Regions from separate parts of the Homo sapiens genome. Here region 2 is linked to region 1. Evidence: read pairs that join two places in POLR2A ChIA-PET (ENCODE). Cell type or tissue: GM12878. All regions are shown on one strand.

The links. ChIA-PET counts read pairs that join two places held together with the same protein. Peaks named below come from ENCODE experiments on the same cell type or tissue, not always from the same donor. Only the 100,000 strongest peaks of a DNase experiment are listed, where the experiment ranks them.
Region 2: POLR2A ChIA-PET joins it to region 1 with 5 read pairs; 2 of 35 experiments call an interaction of 5 or more read pairs at or near these places.

Annotation. Positions count from the first base shown.
Region 1 is chr9:36,902,198-36,906,197 of GRCh38, reverse strand. All of the region lies in intron 7 of PAX5 (paired box 5), which reads left to right. Among named protein-coding and RNA genes, the nearest start is that of MIR4476, 11 kb to the right of the region's middle. In GM12878, no CTCF peak of the experiment used is centred here; a DNase peak (open chromatin) is centred at 2,247.
Region 2 is chr9:37,037,129-37,041,128 of GRCh38, reverse strand. No RefSeq gene overlaps it. Among named protein-coding and RNA genes, the nearest start is that of PAX5, 4.9 kb to the right of the region's middle. RefSeq lists enhancers at 2,550-3,127, 3,626-3,705. In GM12878, no CTCF peak of the experiment used is centred here; no DNase peak of the experiment used is centred here; H3K4me3 peaks cover 1,522 bases; H3K27ac peaks cover 781 bases.

The DNA of each region.
Region 1 (4,000 bases):
ACAGGTTCTGGGAATTAGGATGTAGACATCCTGGGGTGGGGGGTGGATTATTCTTCTGTCTACCACATCTCCAGGGCCAAATATAAAAGCCTCCTTGAGCACCGTGTGTCCTGTAGTTCCCCTGGATGACCCATCATCTGTGAGGGCACTGGGCACCTCTTTTGCTCCGTTTCTGCCTGTTCTTTCTCCACTCTCTCTGTGAGCACTGGCTGGTTCTCACTCTGTCTCCTCCATCTGCCCCAGTGTTGAGATAATTTGTGCCCTCCCTAGAGTCAAGAGACTTTGGAATATAGGTGCTGGATAAACCCTAGGGATCACCAGGTGCAATTCCATCATTGAACAGATGGGGAGGCTGAGACTGAGAACTCAAGTTCTCCCAAAGTCAGACACCTCTGGAGCCCATATCCCTTGACTCCTATTCTAGTGCTCTTTCCTCCATGTGGAACTCAGCCTTTGTCCTTGCAGAGTGGGTCTTTTTTTTCCCTCTCCTATCCTCCTTTCTCAGCCTGGTTGATCCACTGCCCTCTATCTGCCTATCTATGAAGCTGCCCAGTGGAACCTTTATCCAGGCCCGTCTTTTTGCCATCTTTCAACTCAGCCATGCGGAGTCCCTGACTCCAAGCCTTTGGTCTTGCTGGTTCCTGTACTTCGGGTGCTTCTGTCATTTGCCCAGAGGTGGCGGCAGTCTGCTGTGAAAGGGAGAGAGGGGCCTGATTTGGAGTCAGGCTCACAGGTCTTCATCCCAGCTCTGCCATAACTCCTGGTAACTTTGAGAATTCCCTTCCCCTCTCTGAACCTCAGTTTTGCCGTCTGCCCAGTGGGAATTATAAATCCTGGCTCATTCTTCCCTTACGGGACTATGGTGAAGTGCACATGAAAGAAAGTGTGTGACAATGGCCCAGAAGCTGTAAGGGGCTGGGCCCTTTCTTGTGAGCTCATGGAGAGCCGGCCACCTTGACTGTGCCAGGGGTCCGGCCTCCCCGGCAGGAAAGTGAAGATGAGCTGGTCCAGGACTTTGCCTGTGAAAGGATCTCACAACACTGCTGAGGGATTTAAGAACCAGCAGGCCTGACAGTCCCTGCCCATGTGCCTTCAGTGCATGTCTCCTTGGAGCACTCCCCAAGTGCTGCCTCCTCTAGGAAGCCCTCCTCAATTACCCTACAGTCAGAAGTCATATTGCCCTTGATCAGCCCACCATTATGCCTGTTAGCCCATTGTGCCTTGATTTATAATTCTTTGTGTCCAGCCTAACTTTCTTCTTAGTCTACAAGATTCTGAATTGTCTCTGCCTTCTCCAGCACAGCCTAGTATGGGACTTGGAATATAGTATGTACTCAGGAAGTGTTTATTGAATGAATGAATGGATGAATTAATAAACCAACGAGCTGTCTGCTATGATTGGTCGTTACTAATCACGCAGCACTCCACCCTTCTAGGTCATTGTCAAGGTTATTGACATGATTCACACACTCACATACATATCTTTGATTAGCATAAAGTCACATTTGAATTCAAGATATTATCATAATTATTATTTCTTCCCAAATGCATTAGCTTCTACTAGTCTGCTGCCTTTTTTTTTTCTTGGCCAAGTTCACAGCTCAGGAAAAAAATCTCTCTCTAATTTATCTCTATTAGCTTTTATTTTCATTATCTGTGAGGCCATAGAACTTCTACTCCCACCCTGAGATCATCTATAAATGTTTAGTAAGGTTGTTTCTGGCATGAATGCTTAGGGGCACCTGCTGCCTGTCTGGATGAACCCATCCAGAGAAGTGTTTGCCTTTTCAGACCCATTAGTTCCTTTCGTATGCCTCTGTGAACCCAGGTTCAAGATGGGGTCACATGCCCATGTTAAGGATAGTGTGGCCCAGCAGCCTATTTAGGGGGCTGGTGTGTAGGATAGGGGACTAGGGAGCTCTTCCCCCAGAGTTGGTTTCAATCCTGAACAGCTAGAGAGGCAGGCCCAAGCTAGGGTCCCATGAGCCAAGAGTCACCAGCAGGAGTGATAGCTGATGCTCCCATCCACTCCCTCTGCACCATGCATTGTTCTAAGCCCTTGACTTATTAATAGCTTGTCTAATCTGCATAACAACCCTTTGTGGGAGTCACTCTTCTCATCCTCATTTCACTGGTGCAGTAACTGAGGCACAGAGAAGCATAGAAACTTGCTCAAGGTCACACAGCTTGTAAGTGGTGTAGCCAGGTTTTAAATGCCGGCAGTCAGACTCCACAGACCACACACTTGACCTCTAAGCCACACTATTCTCATAAAGCCTGGTGAGTCATGGCAGCCTGGAAGTGTGCCAGAGGAAGTCTGAGTTGGACAGACCCCTATCTGAAGAACAGAGCTGATAGGTGGATTTCAGGCCACGTGTAGGGGCCGGGACTGATGGGGCTTCTTGGGTGATATCTGATTGAAGGGTAGTGGGTTGACTCACCCCTGAAAAGCTGGCATCCCCTTAGGTCAGCCTCCTGCTCAGACAGACCTCATGCAGCCTGACCAGGCCTTAGCAGGTCCTGGGTGAAGGTTTGGTGAGTGGATGGGCAGACACAGCAGGTATGATTGCTCCTTCTTTCTTGGGAAACATGCTGTGTATTCTTTCATGTTCCTGCCTGGGCCAGGCCACCTGGACATGCCCCAGCAGCCTCAGGGCTCTCAGCCCCTGCTGTGCAGCCTCCCAGCCCTCAGGCTGTGTGTTGTCCATTGTGGGGAGCCCTGTGCTTCAAGAAACTCCCCACCTAGACCAAAGCTTTCTTCTGTTCTTTTGCTTTCAAGCAAAAAATAAAAGCATAAGAAAGATAATTGTCATTACTTAAAAACAAATATTTTAGAGATGGGGTCTCACTCTGTTGCCCAGGTTGGTCTCAAATTCCTGGGCTCAAGTGATGCTCCCACCTCAGCCTCCTGAGTAGCCGGGACCACATATGTGAGCCACCCTTCCCAGCCAACTGCTTTTCTTAAACAGACTTTCTTCCTCCTTCCTTGGTCTGGGAGAGAGAAGGCCAAGTGCCAGGGTAAGGATCATGCCACTTAGGTCTGGTTCTCTTCAGGAACAAGTCGTGAAGTCCCCAGTTCTTCACACCTGCACCCCATGGAGTTCCTGCTTTCTTATCCTCCATTGCCCGGCCTGCCTGAGAGGAGGAAGGATGCCAAGTGCTGGTGGTGAGGGGTGGGGAACCTCGGCCCAGGTCCCGGGGCAGGCCAGCAGGTGTGATCCAGGTGACTGGATTTGGGGGAAGGGGAGGGGTGAAGCCAGAGGCTGCACTTAGGGCTCTGGGCAGCTACTCTTTTCTAGCTGGATTGGCAGCCTTATGGGGTCTTTCACAACCACTAATATCAGCCCCGAATGTTATAGTTGCTCAAAAGGTGTTGCCCAAAAGAAAACCATGGTTGGCACAAATAGCCGTCTGTGCCAGTGTGGGTGGGGGTAGATTTCAAACAGATACCTGTGGCTTCATTATTTTAAAATCCGTCTTGTGCTAATGAGGCTGATGGAATAAAAGGCCCTGGTGAAACCCAGCCTAAGGCCATGGAGCCAGGGTGTGGCTTCCCATGCCCCCAACACTCCCCACTCGGATCCTGCAGCCTATTTTGGCCCCTCTCCACCTGGGCTTCAGGGCCTCTCTAAGGGCTGGGCCCATCAGTGGCCTAGTTTCTCTGTGGCCTGAGCACACTTCCAGCAGGGACAGGCTCTGCCCACGGCACCCTCCCGGATGAATCCCTTCTTTGACCTTTGTAATTATTCCTGTTCAATCTTCCTTCGTGTTTTCTTCCTCCTCCCTTTTTGAGGTGCTCAACTCCTGCACTCTCTCCAGTGTATTAAGGATGTGAGTGAAATTGATGACTGGGATGTCTCAGGTCTTTATGATGATGAATGACTTTCACTGCCAAAGCTTTTATTGTCTGTGATTTGGGAAGAAGGGGGAACTGATATATCAAGGCTGCCTGTCAGACCATTTAATACAGTTATAAATCCTGACGTCACTAACTGGTGGT
Region 2 (4,000 bases), 130 kb before region 1:
TGCCCTCCTCCCTGGCTCTCATGACAGGGGAGGGTACTGAGCTGACTCCTTAGGCCGAGGGGGCAGGGAACACCAGTGACTCAGGCTTTCTGACGGGGTTTGGAGAAAGAGTGGAAGTCTATTCACTTGGGGTGTGTGTTCCTTCAGGACCAAGGAGCATGACCCCACCCCTTGCCACCCTCTCCCCTCCACGCCAGCTGGGATTCAGCTTCAGCCTGGGTGGCCAGAAGGGGCAGAGTTTTCCTTTGGGTCTTGGAAGCTGCCCCAGGTGGTACCCCCAGGCACCCAGCCTACACAGAAGACCTCAGAGGAAATGGAGGGGCCAAACGCTCGCTAAACGGGCTTTGGTGAAAGGAGCCAAGACAAAACCCAGCTCTGAGCTTAATTAAAAAGAGTGCGTAGTCCCTCCCCCAACAAATGCAGATTGCCCACAAAGAAGAACAGGAACCCAGTGGCCAGGAAGACCCGCAGCCTTATAAACAAGCACTTTGGGCTATGTAGGGCAGCTCTGCTATGATCTGATACAATGACTATTGTCAAGGAGGGCTGTTTTTCCATGTTTTTGTATCCTTTTCTTCATTTTCTTTTGCTACCTAATTTCATGCATCAGAGGTCAAAAGACAAAAGGTCAGGCCTGGTTTAGAGGCAGCAAACTCCCCACCACCAAGAACGTGTGTCCAAAAGAGCGCTTTGAGGCACCGCCTGCAGACACTGGCAGGTTTTCATCCCTGATTCTCTTTTGTCACTTCATGGGGTACATGAGTCTACGTGCAAATTGCATGAGAAATGAGACACCAACTGCTGTACCAAATTAGGAAAAAATTCACTAAACTGTTTCCATCTCATACTTTGTTTATAAGAATTTGTACCTAACAAGGAAAAGCCCATCTTTGAACTCTCAGCCTGCCTATGGTAGAGAACTTTACACACACACGCGCATGTATATGTAAATATATACATACATAAAATATATATACATATACACACATATATCCTGTAAAAATAAAATCTGAGTACATATTTCTTAATTGTTTTGCTGGGAAGATTTATAAAGATCTGTCCAGAAAATTGCCAATACTTGTTCTAAAGATTGTTTTAGTTGAAAGGATAGCAGCATTTCAGTATGAACAATTTAGCATGATTATTTTGGTACGTATTTCGTATGAATATTTTGTCCTCAGACTGCAAATCTTTCCAATGTATCATTTTGGATTCTTAGGTAATAGTAGATTGACGGAGTTTCCTTATGTGATAGGTCCACACTATGTGTTTATAACGAGGATACAATGTCATGATTTTCCATTAGAAATATTTTCATGATTTAGGGGGATAATGACTTTCTGATTCTATGTCCATAAGCTCCTCATATTAGATATTTCAGATGGTTTTCATCTGACCGAAAATAAATTAGGGGATATCTTTAATTTTTCTTTGTGTAGAGGATTTTTTTTTTTTTGGTAGATTTGCATTCAGTGCCAGAAGGCCCCCACCTCCAGTACAAAGTGAAGGAAAAGTTAAGGCTTTGGGAAGTGTCTCTGGTGATGGCTAAACACTGAGACTGGCTTCAGGGCTCATCTCAAAGGCACTTTGGCCCAAGTGTAGCTCATCTTTTCCATCTTACTCTGGGCTGGGTTGCTAAAGATAGTTAATCAGCAGCAAACCTGAAAGATTTTTAGAGCACAGTTTTATTTCCGGCACGTTCTCAAATCCAGACTTCATATCCTGTAGCCCCCTGACCTTCCCAAAAGACTTCCCTCCCAAAAGAAAAAATAAAAATCAGCCCACAACCTGCCCTGAGGCTGAGGTATTCACTTGGCGATTTGCAGGTTCACAAGGCAGGCTCCAGGGAAAGCACCCCAATCCTGGGGTGATCCTCTGCCACGGCTCTGAAGTTATTACAGAAAAATGGAGAATGAAGAAACGAGAATATTAAAGGGCTTACTTAAAGGCGCGCTTCACTTCCGTTTAACACTCTGATCTGCGTCCAAAACTAAAAGAATCGTTTAGCTTGTGCACTCACCCTCACTCAAAATCGCTTGTGCAGTAGGCTTTTTTATGTTCCAGTACTTCATGGAATCAAATTATATCACATTAAAATGTTATTAGTTTAAAACACATTAAATAAATGTAAGTCTGGGCCGACGCATGAATATTTAAAGCTCACATTACACGGTGAACTAGAAGAAAAGGGGGTGAGGAGAGCCAACAGAACATCGTATAAATACTGATAGAAATAAAGCATCCTATGTGCAAACTTTCTTTAGCAAAATATGGTTTTATTACTTACACTTATTATGGTATTGTTAAATTTGAAAAGAAATATAAAGAGAAATGAACTGATTTACGCTTGTTTTCAATATTAAACAACCAGAATGCCAGTAAATCTTTTCAATGCCCCATTTTGGATTCTTAGGTGAGAGTGGATTGCTGGGACGTGTTGGCAAATTTTAAATACAACTGATTGCCTGTTTTCCATATTCATATATTGCGAATGTAACTCCAGGAGAGTGAATTTTATCTCAAAATTCTCCAAGAGTTGCCTTCAAATAGCGTCTCTGTGCATATGCATACGGCATACACTTGACGTCTACCATGTGTACCTGTGCGCTGGAAACTAGTCGTGGAACTGAATTGAATTAGTGGATTTGAGTTGAAATGAACCCATCCAAACGACCCCAGGTCTGCGCTCTTTGAGGCTTCTCTCAGTAACATTTCTAATGAAAGCAAGAAAAGCAGTAAAGTAAAACAACAATAGTAATAACCCACCATGAGCACCAGGTTACCCGAACACAGACCCATTGCGTATTCTAGCGCAACCCAAGTATTTCCGGGTGGCGAGTCGCTGGCACATGGTGCCCCAGTGAGCCCGCACCCGGAGCTCGAAGCCCTGTAGGCGCAGAGGACCCCACTGCCAACTGAAATGGGTGTTTTGACCCAAACCAATCCTCAGCTCCTTTTTGCCCCGGGCGCCGCCTGAAACCCCGAGGCGACGGCTGGCCCGCGATGTGCACTTTTTGCGCTCTGCGCTGGGGGAGTTGCAGGTGGAGAGGCGCCCCCATCCATCCCGGCACCGCCCCTAGGGAAGCCCCAAGTTTATACCGCAAGGGACCAACTCGCCGCGACTCGGCGTCCACCCTCAATGCTGACACAGTTCAGGCCCGGCAAACGAAGCAGGGCGGGGCTGGGCATTAGGGGCGCCGCCTGCCGAAGATGCGGTACCACGTGCGCGCTGTACGGACCCCGAATCCTGTGAGTCCAGCTCCGGCCACAGGCTTTCGAAGAACTGGGCCCTCGGCTTTAGGGCGGGGCCTCTTCTTTGCCTCCTGCCTGGATGTCGACTCCCACCCACGCTCTGCGCTAGCTCCGGGGCCGAGCCCCAGTGCCAGAGTCGTTCCCTGAGGCTTCTCCCAGGGCTCGCACAGAGGGAGGCCCAGTGGCGGACGGCGATGGCCCAGCCTTTGCTGGATTCCGGGCTAGGGGTCTGGGGAAGAGGGGCATCGGGCCGGAAATGAGCCCCAGTTCGGGCTCCACGAGCCCTGGAGCCCCCAACGATGTTTCCTGGCTGAGTTAAAGAGCCCGACCTTGGCCCCTCGCCTGGCGATGTCGGCCTCCCCCTCCCTTGCCCGCAGCGTCTTAGCTGGAGGGCAGCTCGCAGCGTGCCTAGGCCAACCCCTTCTGCGTCTCTTTTCTTTTCCTGTCACTCTCTGTTCTCGGCTTCTGCTTTCTCCTTCTCACAGAATGCCAGAGCGCCCAGGGGCCTGGAGGAGCTTCCGCACCAGCCCCTTTTCTGGGCCTCCAATTTGCCTTCCCCACAGTCTAGTCTCCCCCCGTTCCATATTTCTTTCTGTTTAGACTCTGCTCGTATTTCCTCGCCGATTGAGCCAGCATGTGTCTCTGCCTCTAAATCTTCTCCCTCGTGTAACATTAAACAAACCAAGGTGTGTTGAGCTGGAGAAGTCCTGGCAACGTGGACAGAAGGAATGGCTTATTCTGTCCTGGG